Linked DNA regions of Homo sapiens: region 1 is linked to region 2. Evidence: chromatin loops called from intact Hi-C (ENCODE). Cell type or tissue: left ventricle myocardium inferior. All regions are shown on one strand. Each heading gives the region's core, and the rest is flanking DNA. Links, peaks and the distances in the headings are about the cores only.

Region 1 (4,491 bases), core at 829-3,328, 230 kb after region 2:
CTACAACAATGTTTATATGTACAGATCAAGAAGTCATTATCTCAAACTGACAGGCATCAGAGGTTTGCCGAAGCCCAAGGTGCAGAGGTTGTAGTTAGGCTTGGGATCAGCTGTATACATCAACGGACCACAGCAGCATGTGGGAGACTACAGGAGGGAATGCACAGTGCCTGGCACAAGGTCAACAGTCAGTGCATATGAGCCATTATTATGATCATTATTATTATTCATCTGGTCTAGCTGCTTCATTTACAGGTGAGGAAGCTGGGGTCCTGAGAGCCTGGGTGACTGCTGGTGCTTTATGTGAAGGTCAGTGGACTGTGGTGAGTGACAAGGTAGGAGGAACCAGTCCTGCAAGTCCCACCCACTTCTGTCTCATGTGCCCTGCAGCTATGCTGACTTAGTAGGGGTGATCACATTCAAACAACAGTCTCACTGGCATTCACACCGCATTCAGCATCAGCAACATATTCTGTAAGGCAACACCTGTCTCAACCTTGAAGCTTTATGGGTGAATTTAAGGGCCATTGGGCCAATTTTTTTTTTTTTTTTGCTGGCCTTTTGAAAGGCGGCCAGCCTCCTGCAGATCTAGTGAGACTAAGTGGAGACCTCAGTCCACATGCTGCCACCTGCTGCCAGCATCAGACATCACTCGGGTTGTTAGAATACAGGAATCTGTGGAACCACTATTGCCAAAAGGGTGCATGGCAGAATTTGTTCTTATATATGAGTGCTTTGTTGAATTATCGGATATTTTAATTTTATTTAAATGTGTATGTTTTTAGAGGGGGCAGGAAGTCTCCAGGTCACTGTATTCCCCACCATTCCCTACTGCCTTAGGGCTATTAGAGGACTGACTTGGTCCTGAAGGCACCTGAGTTTGCAGGTCTGCAAAATCCAACCTTCTCACTCAGAGACGAGGCATTTCAGGATCCTAGGGCTGTAGTATAACAGGGTTGCAGAAACCAAAACATATGCCAGTGGAACACAGAAATCATGAGCCTTCAACACACTGGGTTATCACTAACCAACAGCAAGTTTGAAAACCACCAGCCAAGAAGAGACCGGAGCACATGCCCTGCTTTCTTGGAATTCTGAGCAGAGCAGGAAGGTGCAGAGAATCCAGAGAATTGGGCTTCCCTTAGGAACTGACACAATTTGGGTGATTTCTAGAGATTTGCTTTAAGATGATCCTTTGGGGAACTTCAGCACACACCCTTGAATTTTCCTTACCTGTCCTCCCGGGATTAGAAAAAAGAGGCTGTTTCTAGATCTGGTCTCTGGTGACTCGCCTTTCCCTTCAACCTTCCGCAGTTCTAGAAATGCTTCCCTAGAGAACTGGGTTTGAGAATAAACAAGGTGGTGCGCGAGCAGCGCGGTTTTCTGTGCTTGCAGTGGAGACCGCCTGTGACAAGGAGGGTCCTGTACTGGGAAGGAGGGGGACTGGCCCCCTGCTAAGTGCCTGGCGACTCTCATCTCTTGCAGAGAACGAATGCATAACCTCTCTGCCACTCCCTTTCTCTTTCTGAAGCCATTGGATGCCCTGAGAGAAAGCAGAGGGTTTCCATCTTTTCCAGAGCACAGTGCTGGGAGCAAGGGCTGGGGGAGATCTGTTGTCCCAGTTCTTCCCTTCTAAGGCAGGCCTTGGGGGAGGACTCTCCCCCAAGACTCTGCAGCCTGGTGCTCAAGCCGGATCGGCCCGTTCTGTGCTTCCTTTTGTGGTACCATCAGAGTCTCCTCCCTGTTTGGAGGCTCAGGTGAATCAGTCCCCTCTCTCCCACCCTGCCCTTGCGCTGGGCTGCCTCCACTCTGCTCCCATGGCCATATCTGTAGAAGGAGGCTCTTCAGTCTTCTGAACATGTCAAGATTCGGAAATTCTGCCCCCAGCCACCTTTTTGAAGAAAATGGGAAAAGCGGCGCCCTCTAGCGCCAGCTGCTCAATTTGTTTTCCCTCTTTTTCAGAAGAGATATTTTTTCTTCTTTTATGGTGCCCCCAAGTGGTTGTTTCTGTGTATTGCAGCCGCAGTCTCACTGGGATGCTTTCCGCTGTGTAGCTGGAGGGGCTGGGGCAGCCTGGTGGTCAGCACTCACATCACAAGAAAGGAAAGCGAAGCCAGGAGGAGAAGGGCCTTGGCAGGGCACGATGAGCGCCCCGAGACTCCCACCGCAGTCCAGGGCCTTCCCCCTCCCTGACCACTGGCAACCCCTTGCCATCTTTAAGGGCTTGCCTGGACCCATGGCTGCAAATGAGCCAAAGGCGTTTTCCTCTTGGATGTGAGGGGATGGGTGAAGACACGTGCAGAAAAGGAAGTGCTCATTGTGGAGGAGGTGAACATAATTGGAGGAATTCGCTTTGGCCTTTTTGGCTGAAAAAAATATTTATGAAATTGCTGTACACCCCCGCTCCCCCCCCCGACCCCAAGCAGAGTTAGACACCTATAGAATTCCAGGCACCGATGAAAAGACCTTTAAAATTAATCGCACATAACTTCTCATTGAAGGTGCAGGTGAGAAGGCTGAGGCGCAGAGAAGGAGGTGGGCGTGGGGCACCCTTCTGAGGACCCCACCTCAGCCGCTCATACCCCAGCCACACTGTCCTCCTTCTCTTCTCTTCTGCTTTTAGCTCCTTTAACCATCTTTCTCTTCCTCTTTTTCTCTCGAAGCCTGTAGCAGGGAGGGAATGAAGGCATGCAGGGTTGGCGTGTGAGTGAGGAAGAGGGCTTGTCCCCCTTTCCCCTCTGTCCCTGCCCCCGCCTCTCCTGGGGACCTCCTTGCAGACCCTCTGCAGCTGTGCTCACATCCCACTACTCAGCCTCACTGCTGTTCTAAAAAGGCAGCATTACTGCCTGCTGATCAGGTGATGAGGAACCTGCAACCCTTCCCAAATTTATAAAGAAAACAGAGGAATTCAGTAAATTCTCTTTCTGCTCTTGGAGTAGGACAGACCAGTGGTCAGTTCTGGGGACAGTGCTCCTGGTGTGGAGACAGTGTTGGCTGGACACACCCAGCTTGGGTGCACTGGGGTCAGGTGGTCAGGTCTAACTGCATCCCCCTCCTGTCACTCCATCTCAACAATTCCCCAACCCAGTCCTACCCCATCTCAACCCTTCCTCAACCCAACCTCTCTCCATCTCAAGTCCTCCCCATTTCAGCCACTATCCGTCTCAAGCCCTTCCTATGTCAACCCTTATCAATTAAACTCCTCCTCATCTGAACCCTTCCCTAACTCAACCCAGCTCATCTCAACCCCTTCCCATCTCAACCGCTTCCCATCTCAGCCACTTCACAACTCAACCCCTTCACAACTCAACCCCATTCCCATCATGGCCCCATCACAACTCAACCCCTTCCCATCTCATTCCCTTCAAAACTCAACCCCTTCCTGTCTCAACCCCTTCACAACTCAACCCCTTAACAACAGAACCCCTTCCCATCTCAACCACTTCACAACTTAACCCCTTCACAACTCAATCCCTTCCCATCTCAACCCCTTCCCAACTCAACCCCTTCCCATCTCAACCCCTTCCCATCTCTACCCCTTTACAATTCAACCCCTTCACAACTCAACCCCTTCCCATCTCAACCCCTTCCCATCTCAACCCCTTCACAACTCAGCCCCTTCCCGTCTCAACCCCTGTCAATCTCAACCCCTTCACAACTCAACCCCTTCCTATTTCAACCCCTTCCCATCTCAACTCCTTCCCATCTAAACCCCTTCACATGTCAACCCCTTCACAACTCAACCCCTTCACATCTCAACCCCTTCACAACTCAACCCCTTCCCATCTCAACCCTTCACAGCTCAACCGCTGCCCATCTCAACCCCTTCACAACTCAACCCCTTCCCATCTCAACCCTTTCCCATCTCAGCCCCTTCCCACCTCAGCTTCTTCACATCTCTACCCCTTCCCATCTCAACCCCTTCACAACTCAACCCCTTCCTTACTCAATCCCTTCCTATCTCAACCCCTTCACAACTCAACCCCTCTCCATCTCAGTGTCTCCCCAACTTGACCCTTCAACATCTCAACCACACTCATCTCAACGCCTCCCTATTTCACCCTCTCCCCATCTCAAGCCTACCTCATCTGAACTCTACCCATCTCACCACACCCATCTCAACCCTCACCCATCTCAACCTCTGCCCCATCTCAACCTCACTCATCTCAACTCCTTCCCTATCTCTACCCCTGCCCGTCCCAACCCCTCCCATCTCAATTCCACCGCCATCTCAACTCCTCCCCCATCTTAACCCCTCCTCACCTCATTCCTTCTCCATCTCAACCCCCTCCACCTCAACTTCTCCCTCATCTCAGCCTCTTCCTCATCCTAACCCCTCCCACCTCAACCCTTCCCCATCTCAAGACTTCCCCATCTCAACTGCTCTCTACCTCAACTCCTCCTCCATCTCAACCCCTCCCCAACTTCAACCCCTCCCCCACCTCAACTCCTCTCCAACTTCAACCCTTCCCCCACCTCAACTCCTCTACC
Region 2 (4,491 bases), core at 1,343-3,842:
GTTGAATTAATTTGAAGTCAATACTGCTACCATGAGACTGGGTCTGCCCCTCACCTCAGAATCCAGGACGTGGAACTTCTAAACAGGGTGAGAATTGACATCAGAGTGCTGTCCACTTGGCTGCTAGGCATCTCATCCCTCTGCCTGCCTCTGTGCGAGTGCACTTAGACAGTGGAGCTCAGTAAAATCCAACAACCCACGGGGCCTGGAGAACTCAGAGGAGATGTCTGTCAAAGCTCACTCCCAGAGATTCTGGCACTCTGGAGGACCACAGAGGAAACAGATATTGTGTGGCACCATGTGATGTAAGGGGGAAGAAAAGCCTGAGAAACAGAACAAACTGGGGAAAAAACACGGTGAAGCAGAAGTACACAGGCTGTGATGGTGTATGTGACCCTCTCTACTTAGAAGGAAGACAGTAAGAGAGGGGGAAGGGAGGAGGAGGAGGCTGCTAGGATCTGCATAGGACCCTGCATGTCAAAAAGGACTTTTGGGGCTGGGTGAGGTGGCTCACGCCTGTAATCCCAGCACTTTGGAAGGCTGAGGTGGGCAGATCACGAGGTCAAGAGATCGAGACCATCCTGGCCAACATGGCGAAACCCCGTTTCTACAAAAAATAAAAAATTTGCCTGGCGTGGTGGCATGCACCTGTAGTCCCAGCTACTTGAGAGGCTGAGGCAGGAGAATGGTGTGAACCCGGGAGGCGGAGGTTGCAGTGAGCTGAGATCGCGCCACTGCACTCCAGCCTGGCTACAGAGTGAGACTCCATCTCAAAATAAATAAATAAATAAATAAATAAATAAATAAATAAAAAAAATAAAAAGGACTTTGAGGAGATGTGTTAATCAAAGGAGCTGAAATCCCTCATTCGGGTCTGCCCTGCCAGGTGCTGGGCCCCTGCTCAGCTTGCCCCAATCCTCTCTCCTGAAGCAGGTGGTCTCGCTTTCCCCGCAGCTGCTACCCATGGTACCCAGTCAGTGAGGGAATGCTGTTTGGCTCGCTGCTCTGTTTCGGGGGTAGAGGTTGGGTCAGGGGTGCCTCTCTCCCTCACTCTGGGGTCAATTCTCATCCTGCCTTGAGATTCCAGGTCTGAACTCTGAAATGGGGGACAGCTTCATTCTTATGATACTGGGCCAATAGTCAGGGGCCTGGGTTCCACTGCTGTGGCTATCAGAATGGGGTCTGCAGGTGGATTTGTTCTTGTACAAGGAATAGCCCTGTACAAGTGGGCAGGTGGAGGTGTTCATGCGCACTCTGAATAGATGCTGGTGGCTGTTGGGATGTCCTAGGTCACTGTGAGGTTCTGTGATTGTGCTTTTGAAGTAGATCAAGTAGGATCCTAGTTAACTTTTGGCTTTTCCTTTGTCCTCCAAATGTCTTTGGGGATGGTAATGTCTGTTCTACTGGTTTCCTGAAGAGTGAGCTGCCTTCTAAATTTTATATAGTAAAATCCTTAAGATCATTTAAATTTCCCATATGGAACTTCGTATTTTTGGATCTCAACTGCATGCTCCTTTCTTTCCCCTCCAAACAAAAGTCTCCTGTTTGAGTTTTTAATGTCAGAACTTGAGGGGCTTACTCTTTAAGTAAGTGTATTTGTAATTTCTTGTATTCACCTGGTTACTAAAGCTATCACAGATCAGAAACTTGGAATACCATGGTTTTTGGTCTTCAAAATGCTTTCGTCAGCATTATTTCGTGCAAGCCTCACCTCCCCCACCTCCGGAAAGGAGGTTGGGTAGATTTTTTATTTTTATCATCATTTTTCCACAGATGGGAACATCGAGGCACAGATGGGCTGGGGCACACGTAGAGTCAGGGCATAGCTGGGATTAGAACCTGGAGTCTCCGCCAAATGCTATTCCCCAGAGACCTCAGCCAGGGAGCGAGGCGCTTCTCCAACGTCAGGGTGTAGAGTCCCGTCTTTGTCTTCTCATCAGCCCAGAGCTGTGGCGCTGTGGGTGTAATGCGCTTGGCACAGGGAAGCCAGGGATTCCAGGAGCAGGAACCTCAGACTCATGCCAGAGATTGTCCTACAGGAGGGGTCACCTGGGGCCGGGGATATCTAACCCACAGAGAGAAAAGGGCCCCTGCAGGCTCTGCGCACCGGCGCCCGTGCAGCCCTCCCCACGGATCACTGTTCCTGGACTGAATGAATTGCTCTATGACCTACAGACTAGCAGTCCCTTCGGTGTTACGCCCTTCCTTCCACCTTCTCTCCCTTTTGTCACCCCGGGTGCCCTCTGGGCCTCCAGGCTCTTGTAGGCCGCCTCCGCCGCCGATTCCGCAGATGGCCACTGGGTGGCGCCCGCGGCGTGCGGGCCGGGCCTTGGCGCTGACTGGGGCGGTGCGTCCAGCCTGCAGCTTCCCGGACCCCCAGCCCGCAGCGGGGCTGCTGGGGCCCCTTCCGCGAGCCTGGGGGCCTGGCGGAGCTGGACGAGGCTCAGGGTCACTTACAGAGAGACAGAGGTGGGTGGGTGGGGACGCTGGAGGTGGGACGGGGTGTGGGGAAGGGGAGGACGCTCGGAGCTCTGACAAGGCGGTGGTTCTTTTCCCCAGGGAAACCCTTTCGGGGTGGAACGGGCTGAACCGTTACCTTGGAAGAGCAGAGGAGAAAACGGTCTCTGCCCACAGAGTGATCTGGGGAGTGGAGGGTTGGGGGGCGGGGGTATCTTCCTTATCTGTTTAGCACATATAGCGCTTACTGCGTGCCAGGTACTTTACAAATGTTAACTCATTTAATTCTCAGGACAACCCCACAGACCCCGTTTTACAGCGGAGGACGCAGAGGCACAGGTTACCTAGTAAGTAGCAGAACCTGGACTCTACCCCAGGTAGCCCAGCTCTCCTGCTGCCTCCCCTCCCTCCTCATAGGGTGGGTAGGAGATGCGGGAGGGAGGCAGGTGTACACCCTCAGCGTTTATGGCCTCCTGCTTCATTCACTACCTCATTCATTCACTCAACAAATCTTGGTGCGGGGCTTCCTGCTGCCCAGGTGTGGTGCTTGCACTACCGTGGTTAGTGAAGCCAGCCACAGTCCTTGTCCTTGTGGACCTGGTGGGGGAGACAGAGATTACTCAACTAATCACACTAACCACGTTCTCCAGATGAGCGTTCTAGAGAAATGAACGCGCTCTCCCTCGCAGCCGCCTCTTCCTCTTGGTCCACTCTATCCCTCCCATCCCAGGCCCACTGGCTTACCTGGCCCAGATGTGTCTGCTGAGATTCTAGCTCAGAGCTGAAGGGTGGACGGTGACTTGACTTTGTTGCACAGCCCTTGGGGACTCCCAAGGCGGACCACATCCATTGTCTTTTTTGGTCTTGTCCAGGGCAAGCTGCTGTGAGTCTCTTGGGGAGGCAGACTTTTTAGAAGGAGTGGGTGGTTCAAATCAGAGAATGTTCTAGGGGAGACTGGAGGGAGTCTTTAGTTTCAAACTGGAATCTGAATCCAGGCTGTCACCTGCTTTGTAGTGTTTGCTGATTTCTGTGACCCATCTGTTGGTAGGTTTCAAGCCACCAGTGAGATACCACAGAGCAAACAGCTGGGAAGAGAGGCCCAGAAGTGACTCTCACCAGGCTGTGTGGTGCTCCCGCACTCCGCCGGCAGTGTCTCTCCCTAGTTGTATGACCTGAGGCAAGTGATTTCACCAATGTAACCTCACTTTCTTCACCTGTAAAATGGGCCAACACCACCTCTCCCAGGCTGTTCGTGTGAGGATTAAATGACTTAGTGTTGTCTCCCACTTAACTACAATTAATTACATTTAATCCTTAGAATGGCCTTACGCATTCTAATTATTTGATTTTATGTCAGTTTTTTCCAATGAACTGCGAACTCCTTGAAGGCAGGGACTATGTCACATTTATCTTTGTATCCCCAGTGTCTAGTACAGAGCTTGGCACATAGTAGGTACTCAATAAGTGTGTCCCTTTCAAACCCAAAGCTATAGTCCTGTGCGAGTGAAACATGTGGTCCACCCTTCAGCCTGGGCCTTCTCTGTGAGCCTGGGGAGGGTGGACCTGTGGACCCTTGCACGGATCCTTCCCAAGGAGCCTGCATGGCTGGTTGAGATTTCAGCTTTTCAAAGTCCTTCCTGGGAACCATGTGCCGTCTGAGGGCTGGCTGTTGGAGGATCACCCTGAGCACATCCCCTGGGCACCTGGAGCCCCCTGCCCTGGCTGTATATCTGTAGAGGACAGTTTAGGGGTGGGGTCTGTATCACAGACATGAGCAGGTCCCTGGCTCCTCCCAGCTTCTCAAAATTTCTGGAACAGGGTGTAGGGAACACCAAGATAATGATGTCATCACCCAAACCTAAAACATATGCCTATACATGGGAAAGGAGCCACCCTGGTCCTCTCTCCATGAAACATAGAATCCATCCTCGGTCCTGCCAGCCCTAGCTCGGATGCGGCTTGAAAACCTCCCTGTGAGCTTCCACTGGTGAGATGGGCTGTCCTCACATCTTCTGTGTTCCCTGACACCTCAGC

The links. Hi-C counts contacts between places; a loop is a spot of excess contacts. Peaks named below come from ENCODE experiments on the same cell type or tissue, not always from the same donor. Only the 100,000 strongest peaks of a DNase experiment are listed, where the experiment ranks them.
Region 1: a loop joins it to region 2, with 9 times the contacts of the local background. A loop is called at or near these places in 102 of 110 quality-filtered maps.

What each region holds. Positions count from the first base shown.
Region 1 is chr1:181,423,127-181,427,617 of GRCh38, forward strand. It overlaps LOC107985232 (a long non-coding RNA gene), which reads left to right. Exons shown (of 3, transcript XR_001738319.2): 1 at 1-309. It also overlaps a transcript of CACNA1E not described here. Among named protein-coding and RNA genes, the nearest start is that of CACNA1E, 58 kb to the right of the region's middle. RefSeq lists enhancers at 618-667, 1,647-1,736. In left ventricle myocardium inferior, for the core only: CTCF peaks have their summits at 1,983 (motif pointing left) and 2,186; a DNase peak (open chromatin) is centred at 1,985; H3K27me3 peaks cover 2,223 bases.
Region 2 is chr1:181,187,755-181,192,245 of GRCh38, forward strand. No RefSeq gene overlaps it. Among named protein-coding and RNA genes, the nearest start is that of LINC01732, 16 kb to the left of the region's middle. In left ventricle myocardium inferior, for the core only: a CTCF peak has its summit at 2,286 (motif pointing right); a DNase peak (open chromatin) is centred at 2,277; H3K4me3 peaks cover 834 bases; H3K27ac peaks cover 420 bases.